Regions from separate parts of the Homo sapiens genome. Here region 2 is linked to region 1. A link is a contact called in ENCODE Hi-C or POLR2A ChIA-PET data. All regions are on one chromosome and are shown on one strand. Each heading gives the region's core, a stretch centred on a gene start or an enhancer-like site at or near the end of the contact. The rest is flanking DNA. Distances are from core to core; before and after follow the strand shown.

Region 1 (4,786 bases), core at 1,610-4,109:
CCCTAATCACCATCCCCTTCACATTTGGTGTGGCTTTGCATGAGATCTTAAACTCTTTAGGAAAGAGCTGCTTTTTTTTTTTTTTTTTTTTTGAGACGGAGTCTCGCTCTGTCGCCCAGGCTGGAGTGCAGTGGCGCCATCTCGGCTCACTGCAAGCTCCGCCTCTCGGGTTCACGCCATTCTCCCACCTCAGCCTCCCGAGTAGCTGGGACTACAGGCACCCGCCACCATGCCCAGCTAATTTTTTCTATTTTTAGTAGAGACCGGGTTTCACTGTGTTAGCCAGGATGGTCTCAATCTCCTGACCTCATGATCCGCCCGCCTCGGCCTCCCAAAGTGCTGGGATTACAGGCGTGAGCCACCGCGCCCGGCCGAAAGAGCTGCTTTTACACACTAGTTAGCATTCAGTGTGTATTTGGTTTAGAGAAAGGCCAGCAAAAAAATCATCCAGGAACCAGGCACGGTGGCTCACGCCTGTAATCCCAGCACTTTGGAAGGTCGAGGTGGGAGGATTGCTTGAGCCCAGGAATTCGAGACCAGCCTGGGCAACATGGTGAAACTCTTTCTCTACAAAATAAATACAAAAGCTAGCCGGGCATGGTGGTGCACTCCTGTAGTCCCAGCTGCTTAGGAGGCTGAGGTGGGAGGATGGTTTATGCCTGGGAGGTTGCATTGAGCCTGAGATCGTGCCAATGTACTCCAGCCTGGGTGACAGAGGGAGACCTGGTCTCAAAAAAAAAAAAAAAAAAAAAAAAAAGCAAAAACAGCAAAGGGATTATCCAGAGCAGGCAGAGGATAGCTCCTTTGTCCCAGATCCCTTGCGGGTATAAGCAACCTCCACTTCCTGGATCATAAGTAGCAAGGAACACCCAGCCACAAAAACCTGCCCAGTTACTCAGTGTGTCAGAGGCGTTTAAACCAGAGCGACTCCATCTTGAATAGGGGCTGGGTAAAAAGAGGCTGAGACCTACAGGGCTGCATTCCCAGGAGGTTAGGCATTCTAAGTCACAGGATGAGATGGGAGGTCTGCACAAGATACGGATCACAAAGACCTTGCTGATAGAACAGGTTGCGGTAAAGAAGCTGGCCAAATCCCACCATAACCAAGATGGCGACGAGAGCGACCTCTGGTCGTCCTCGCTGCTCATGATACGCTAATTATAATTCATTGGCATGCTAAAAGACACTCCCAGCGGCAGCATGACAATTTACAAATGCCATGGGAATGTCAGGAGGCTACCCTACATGGTCTAAAAGAGGGAAGAACCCTTGATTCCGAGACTTGCCCACCCCTTTCCCAGAAAACTCATGAATAATCCACCCCTTGTTTACCATATAATCAAGAAATAACTATAAGTATCCTTAGTCCAGCAGCCCAAGCTGCTGCTCTGCCTATGGAGTAGCCGTTCTTTATTCTTTTACTTTCTTAATAAACTTGCTTTCACTTTATGGATTCGCCTCTAATTTTTTCTTGTGCAAGATCCAAGAACCCTCTCTTGAGGTCTCGATTGGGACCCCTTTCCGGTGTTAAAGCAAACTAAATATGGCCTGAGAAGGACTCCGTATTTCTATATTTGAATCCTTGTGGGTGAACCAAAACCTAGCTTAATAGGTAGACAATATTGAAAACCTAACCTAGAAGTATGCACCTGTAACAATAGCTAGGTCTTGGCCAATGCCTGTGGCCATACTTCAGCCATTCATACACTGCTGAGTGTTCAAAGTCTGTTCAAATAAGGGAAACAACGAGGTGTAACCAATCCAGCTGTTCTTTACCTTACTTCCAAATTCTGTACGTCATTTCCCATTTTTTGTCTATAAACCTTCTTCCACCACGTGGCTACGCTGGAATCTCTGAATCTGCTGTGATTCTGGGGGCTACCCAATTTGCAAATTGTCATTGCTTAATTAAACGCCATTAAATTTAATTCGGCTGAAGTTTTTCTTTTATCACCGGTAACAACTGCGCAGAGAACAGCTGCAGACACTAAATGGAACTGAAGAGCACAAGCCCTGCCTGGGAAGGTCCGGAGGGTGGGAGGATGCTGAGTGGGGAGGAGGGGGTGCAGGGGCGCGGGGGTGTCTCTGAATGCAAATAGACATTGCCAGGCTAGGTGCAGTGGTTCATGCCTGTAATCGCAACACTTTGGGAGGCCAAGGCGGGCGGATCATTTGAGGTCAGGAGTTCAAGACCAGCCTGGCCAATATGGTGAAACCCTGTCTCTACTAAAAAATACAAAAATTAGCCGGGCATGGTGGTGGGCGCCTGCAATCCCAGCTACTCAGGAAGCTAAGGCAGGAGAATCGCTTAAACCCGGGAGGGAGAGGTTGCAGTGAGCTGAGATCGTGCCATTGCACTCCAGCCTGGGTGACAGAGCAAGACTCCGTCTCAAAAAAAAAAAAAAAAATATATATATATATATAGCAAATAGACATTGCCCTCCCCCTTTTCCCTGGAAAGTATCTCAGAAGATTCATCTTTTCTGTTTGGCATTCATTATGGTTTTCCAAGGCCCACAGGAGGTCCTCCCTTCTTCAGTCCTATGATGATGAGGACTTCTCAACAGTCCTATCCATTCCACTCCATAAAAGTTCTTGCCTATGTAAATTTTCCTCTGGGGATCGTCAGGCCTCCCCTCTTCTTGCCAATTCAGGACTGCCAACCCACCCTTTCAAATCCTGGCTTTGGACTTGATGTTTCAAAGCTTTCCTTCCTTCTTTGTTTGCCCTTTCCCGAGACTCAATACCAGTTCGCCTTTGCACCATGACCCAGAGCACAGGCCTAACCCACCCTCACTGGAGAATCAATTTCGGTATTTTCCATTGCCTCATAACTGCTGACCGATCATGTCCTCTTTCAAGCCCAGACCTGACTCCCAAGCTCCTGGCCTGGGCTAGAATCCAAGGCCCTATTTGCCAAGGAGAAGAGGTTGGACAGTTTTTCCAGCTGCTGCCTTGCTGAAACCAGAGCCTCATACCCGGTACCCTGACCTCATCAGTCCCATAGTTTGCATTACTCGTCTCTCAGAGGTGAGGAAGGGCTTTCACCACCAATATAACATTTTTTTTTCACTTTTGGAAAAGAAATTAAGAGCATCCAGTGTCCAGTGTCTACCTCCAAGAGGAATAGCCCTGTTGGAAAACCTAAATTAGCCATTTGGGCAGCTCTCCTATGTATTCTGCAAAGTCCTATTCTTTAGGGCATTTCTTGGGTTTGTACTGACCCACTGAATTTAAATGCTAGTGATAGAATCCAAGATTATATTCGAGATATCACTCCTTCCTTACACCTCAAACACAAACCAACAAAAACCCAGACATTTGCTAGGTGTAAAAGTCCATTAGAATTCTGAATACAATTTGATTTTTTTTCTTTTGATTATTTAGAAAGTATCTAGAGTATTGTGTCATGCAGTGGATTTTCTGGCAAATAAGAAGTCCATTCTGACTTGCCTTTAAGCCGCCTTCTACTTTGGATTCCTTTCCTCCTCTTTCTTCCCCATTGGTCACCTTTCCCTACAAAAATGATCAAGCTCCAATTCCCATCCTTCTCCCTGTCTGTGTCTTGCAAATTTCACAAGCCTCTGGTGTCAAAAGCATGTTGATGGCCCAGTCACTGCTGCTCCTGCAAAGCAGTCAACTAGGTTCCTGGAGCTCCAGCCTTCCTGGCTTCCCCAGGGAGATGAGAGTAAGCTCTGGTTTCAACAATGTGGGGGATGTCTTAGGGTAGGGAGAGGCTCAACTTCGAGTTGCAGCTGGTTTGTCCTAGGGTATTTAAAATCAAACATATGTGGCTGGGCAAGGTGGCTCACGCCTGTAATCCCAGTACTTTTTAGGAGGCCGAAGCAGGTGGATTACCTGAGGTTGGGAGTTTGAGACGTGCCTGACCAACATGGAGAAACTCCGTCTCTACTAAAAATACAAAATTAGCGGGGCGTGGTGGCACATGCCTGTAATCCCAGCTACTCGGGAAGCTGAGGCAAGAGAATCCCTTGAACCCGGGAGGCAGAGGTTGCGGTGAGCTAAGATCGCACCATTGCACTCTAGCCTGGGCAACAAGAGTGAAACTCCATCTCAAAAAAAAAAATCAAACATATGTTGCCTTGATTAATTTTCTCCCAAAACCCTCTCCTGTCTGGACTGCATAGGAGATTCATATTCCTTCTATTAACACAGCGTTCATCCTGTTTCTTATAAACGAATCTGTTTTGCCCCGTGCTTAGCACGTGAGCCTGCCCATGTTCCTTGCTCACAGTTGCATGACAAAGCATCCTACCTCAACTGACAACCATTGCTGGCAGGCCCAAATTGCCGGGAGGTTTCTTGGCGCCTCAGGGGATGGGAGCAGGATGAAAATTCAGCTCACCCAGCCTCATTACAATTAGGATTATTACTCGTGTCTCCATGCCCAGCCTGTCAGGCTGGGAGTGCCCGAGGAAGTGAGATTTGCTAATTCTTTAAATATTGAGTCAGCAAGGTATGACCTAAATAGTAACTCTCTATTAAATAGAACTTTAATTACAAAACAACAGCAATAACAATAAGAGCAAATCTGTTTTTCCAGTCTAGATATTATTATCTAGGTCAGGCCAGATAACCAGATTTACTGTACAGACTTCATGGGGCTGCTTTTGGAATATGTACAGCACCATAACCACCCTGATGTTCCTGTTTCCAGGCCATCAAGTTCAAATCGAAATCTGAGAATTCCTATCAGGAAAGCTCATGACCGCCCTTTGAGAGATTTTGTAAAATTGAGCAAAGCACATCCTGACAGATATTTAGA
Region 2 (4,786 bases), core at 1,067-3,566, 59 kb after region 1:
TTCAGATTCATCCAAAGGATTTGAAAACTTGGTCCACACAAAAACCTGCACACAGATGTTTAGTTTTATTTGTAATTGCCAAAATGTATAAGCAAGGTGTCCCTCAGGAGCTGAATGGATAAACTGTGGTACAACCAGACAATGGAATATTACTCAGCACTAAAGAGAAATAAGCTATCAAGCCATGAAAAGATGTGGAGGAAATGGAAATGCGTATTACTAAGTGAAAGAAGCCGATCTAAAAAAAAAGGCTACCTACTGTGATTCCAACTATATGACATTCTGAAAAAGGGAAAAACTATGGAAACCGTAGACTCACAATTGTCAGGGGATTTGCAGGAAGATATGAACTGGCAGAGAACTGTGGGGCGGTGAAGTATTATGGTAGTATAATGGTGGATACATGCCATTATACATTTGTCCAAACACACAGAATGTACAAGAATGAACCGTAAACTACGGACTTTGGGTGATAATGGTGTCAAAACAGGTTCATTAGCTGTAAAAAATGTGCCACTCTGTGGGGGATGTTGACAATGAGGGAGGTGTGAGAGCAAGGAGGATATGGGAAATTTCTGTACCTTCCACTTACTTTTGCTGTGAATCTAAAATTGCTCTAAAAATATAATAAAGTCTTAAAAGACAAAACAAAAAAGTAGGTTTAGAGAGAGATGATTTGGGGTAAAAATGAAAATTATGGCTTTTTGTTTCAGACAATGAGAACTGAAAAGAGAAGTGATCTTTTAAAGTATGAGTTTATTCTCCAGGTTTTCTTAAATACCCACAAATTAGTGTTTTTATTGCTGCTATATCCAAGAGCTGAAAACAATTTAAAATATGTACTTTTATCACATTTAACACTTACAAGAGAGAAAATGGAACTGTTTGAATTTTAAAGATGTTTTTCAGATTCAGTAACATATGGAAATTGAGGATAATCATAGAAACAGCTATTGAACTCTAAAATAAAAAAATTATATGGAAATAAAAGGTATTTCATTTGAAAAATGGCTCATCACCTCTCCTGCTGGTTAATACACTAATGACAATGAAATGGAATCAAGTGTTATCTTCTCCACATTTAAAACAAAGTGCTTCTTCTCCTGATTGCCAGCTTTAGGTCTGAAATGTAAAACAGGATTAATTGAGGTTCCGAACAACTCAAATATTTCACTATTGTACTTTATGCTAATGAATTATTTTGTAATACTAAGAAAATAAATTGGTAAATACCTCATATATTTGCTGGATTAATGTTTGACAGGAAAAAACACGAAATGGATGAACAGCTGATCGAGTCGAGTGCAATTTGGTCACTGGGACACAGTTACAAATAGCACTGAATCATAATACACAAAGAGCCTAGTGTGTGTTAAAGAAAGACGAAAGAGGAGTTGGGTGCAGTGGCTCATGCCTGTAATCCCAGCACTTTGGGCAGCCAAGGCGGGTGGATCACCTGAGGTCAGGAGTTTGAGACCAGCCCGGCCAACATGATGAAACCATCTCTACTAAAAACACAAAAATTAGCTAGGTGTGGTGGCAGGCGCCTATAATCCCAGCTACTTGGGAGGTTGAGGCAGGAGAACTGCTTGAATATGGGAGGCAAAGGTTGCAGTGAGCCGAGATCGTGACACTGCAATCCAGCCTGGGCAACAAGAGTGAAACTCCGTCTCAAAAAATATGAAAAAAATAAAGAGGAGGAACACTTGCAATCTCTATAGCAACCTATTTGGCCAAATAGTCCAGGTTTGACAAGCCCACAGGTAATGAGTCTCTAGAAAGATGAAGTTATTGAGAAGCTAGTTTCAAATTAGCTCCAATTTTATTTACATGTTAACAATACACAATTTTATCTTCTATCCTTTTCATTCAAAGGAAAATTAAAACCATACTCTGTTAGTGTGAACTTCTGTTTCTGAACTTTCCAGTTTTGTTTTTTTTTTTTTGAGACGGAGTCTCACTCTGTCACCCAGGCTGGAGTGCAATGGTGTGATCTTGGCTCACTGCAACCTCCGCCTCCTGGCTTCAAGGAATTCTCCCACCTCAGCCTCCCAAGTAACTGGGACTACAGGCACACGCCACCACGCCCGGCAAATTTTTGTATTTTTTTTAGTAGAGACAGGGTTTTGCCATGTTGGCCAGGCTAGTCTCGAAATCCTGACCTTAGATGATCCACCCGCCTTGGCCTCCCAAAGTGCTGGGATCCACTGCACCCGGCCTTTTTTGGTTAGTTTTAAAAAGATAAGTGATAGCAGATGTTGATGTTATTAGTGTGACCAATGCATTGAATTTCCAAAGAATAAAATCAGATTACTTCAGTACTGTATGTCATTATTCACAATGACTCACAGGATAAATATGACAGATATCCCACAACTGTCTTCAGTCCTGGGATCATAAAATAGGACAATTGATAATCTTCCATTAAGTGGAAAATTAATTAGGAGAAATGCCATTTCTAGAATGCTGTTTTTCTTTTTCTCTTCATTTGAATTTTTTTAAAGTAGACCTCACACTTTCTTTATTTAAGTATCATTTTAAATAACCTTCTAACATTGTTTTTTCTATTTTCTCTGAAATAAATCAAATTAAACTTGCAAAATTCGTTCACACCAATTCATCTCAGGTGTTTCTTTGACAGCAAGCTACTTTTAATTCCGTGAAAATATTTTAATACTACACCACTTACTATGAGGGTGGCCTGACGTCTTTTTGCCATTTTTTTAAAGCATTAAAAAAAATTAGGTTATCCAGTGTTCATATAATGGAACTAAAAGTTCCTACAGAGATAATGAATTTGGAACAATAATGATGTAATCAGACTTACAAGTTAAAGCCACAAATAAGCCTTATAAAAACAACTTTATGTTAAATTTAAACCCATATAAAGAAAGGGGAGAGGAAGAAGAGCAAAAAAAAAAAAAAAAAAAAAGTAGTCACTATCCCTATAGAGCGGACTTAACACCCAATAAACTGTGTCAATTATGTCAGCTGATTCTGTTGAACAACTGATCAAGTGAGAGGATGAGGGCTGAAAGCAATCAAGCTACTGTGATTGGAACCAGCCGGACTCAAAAAAAAAAAAAAAAAAGTCTACAGTTTACCAGCATACACACTCAGTCTAGACTTTCCGCCACAATATCAAAGTACAAATTCTTCACAAATCACAACTCTATCCCAAATGTTCTTGTATGCTCTATGTTGCTTTTCTATTCTACTAAATGACTGATAGCTTTACAATGAGATTTGTTTTATTTAAAAAACACTTGCCAAATCACTACCCCACAAAATGTTGAGAATCAGAGGTAACTGTAGAAAGGAAATATGTATATACTGCTTTTATTATTGGAATATGTTTGTTAGTTGAATGAAAACAAACAGTAGCTAAAAAGGTTTCAAATGATAGAAAAACATATCTGGGTAAGTTATGACACAACTTTTTGTGTATTCAGACGACAGAAATCTGTATTTTTGCACCAATTGCAAATGCAAAGTTAACAATGAACTTGGGGAACTGAAAGGTCAAAGGGAGTCTCAAACATATTCACTATTTTAAAATTTAAGACAAAGAAGCTTAGAAAAAAAACCCCAACATATACACCATTATAACAGTCTTTTTTTAATGACTTCCAATTTTAACTTTTTTCTAAAGCACTAAGACCCTTATTGTAGATTATGTATCATCTCCTCTTTGGCTATGAGATGCGTAGTTTTGTTAACCAGAGACATTAATGAGTTCAGTTTCTGAGACCAGTCATTTAATAAATTATTTGGATCCTTGGGTCTCTGGAAGTTGATAATTCCTGCTAATCTGTCTACTTTAGCAAAGATGGTCTTGTTAACTACTAGATTTGAGAGAAAGGCTTCGGACTCCTGCAAGAGAGAAAGATAAATTGGATTAAGACAGGATAAATTACAGACAATAAACAAAACTTCAGAAAAGCATTTTCTGAACTCTTCATCCAAGAATATGCAGGGGAATTCATTCTTAAGAGTTAGTAACACTCAGCTGGGTGTGGTGGCTCACACCTGTAATCCCAGCACTTTGGGAGGCTGAATTGGGTGAATCACTTGAGGTCAGGAGTTCAAGACCAGCCTGAGCAACATGGTGAAACCCCATCTCTACTAAAAATACCAAAATTAGCCAGGCATGGTGGCACACGCCTGTAGTCCCAGCTACTCAGGAGGCTGAGGCAGGAGAATCGCCTGAACCCTGGGAGGTAGAGGTTGAAGTGAGCTGAGATCGCACCAATGCACTCCCACCTGGGCGACAAGGTGAGACTCTGCCTCAAAAAAAAAAAAAAAAAAAAAAAAAGAGTTAGCAACTGCTGACTTCCTATAATAAGTACTTATTTTACTGATAGTCTAGGGAATGAATAGAATCTGAGTAGACTCAGTCAGGGGTGAGTTTGAATCTGCCTCCTTGCAAGCTCAATACTGCTGGTATCCATGCCAACGGCAAGTTGGTCTACTCCCTTTTCTACAAAGTTTCCCCTTAAAAGGCAGTATGGTACAGTTAATTTGTTTCCAGAAATGCTGGGTTAGAATATATGCTCTGCTACTTGGCAAGTATGTACCACGGACAAGACACTTGACTTCTAAGGACTCTGGTACTCTCATTCATAAGTGACAAGAGCTGACAAGCTGATCAAGGAACAAACCTTCCAACTCTAATGTTCCATGAGTCTTACCACCTAAACTGTCACAGATCCTTCTGGGGACAGAAATGGCTTTCAGGCCATTACTACACACTTGGGTTAACTCCTCTTTGTGTGCTATGCATTTT

Evidence for each region. Hi-C counts contacts between places; a loop is a spot of excess contacts on that map. ChIA-PET counts read pairs that join two places held with the same protein, here RNA polymerase II (POLR2A). Pooled maps may share reads with other maps.
Region 2: a map of PC-9 shows a loop between it and region 1 (2.9-fold over the local background). The contact joins two enhancer-like sites. A Hi-C loop is called at or near these places in 4 of 168 maps with a recorded cell type or tissue (HepG2, PC-3, PC-9 and 1 more) and 1 of 50 pooled maps. POLR2A ChIA-PET finds 5 or more read pairs at or near these places in 10 of 52 experiments (AG04450, CD4-positive, alpha-beta T cell, Caco-2 and 7 more).

What each region holds. Positions count from the first base shown.
Region 1 is chr17:67,277,617-67,282,402 of GRCh38, forward strand. No RefSeq gene overlaps it. Among named protein-coding and RNA genes, the nearest start is that of HELZ, 35 kb to the left of the region's middle. Within about 2 kb of position 2,860, at least 7 of the 41 ENCODE cell types and tissues checked have a DNase peak (open chromatin) inside an H3K27ac peak, as active enhancers do; they include PC-9, where a contact is called at or near this core.
Region 2 is chr17:67,337,180-67,341,965 of GRCh38, forward strand. It overlaps PSMD12 (proteasome 26S subunit, non-ATPase 12), which reads right to left. Exons shown (of 11, transcript NM_002816.5): 11 at 737-3,873. The coding sequence ends at 3,664. Among named protein-coding and RNA genes, the nearest start is that of PSMD12, 27 kb to the right of the region's middle. Within about 2 kb of position 2,317, at least 2 of the 41 ENCODE cell types and tissues checked have a DNase peak (open chromatin) inside an H3K27ac peak, as active enhancers do; they include PC-9, where a contact is called at or near this core.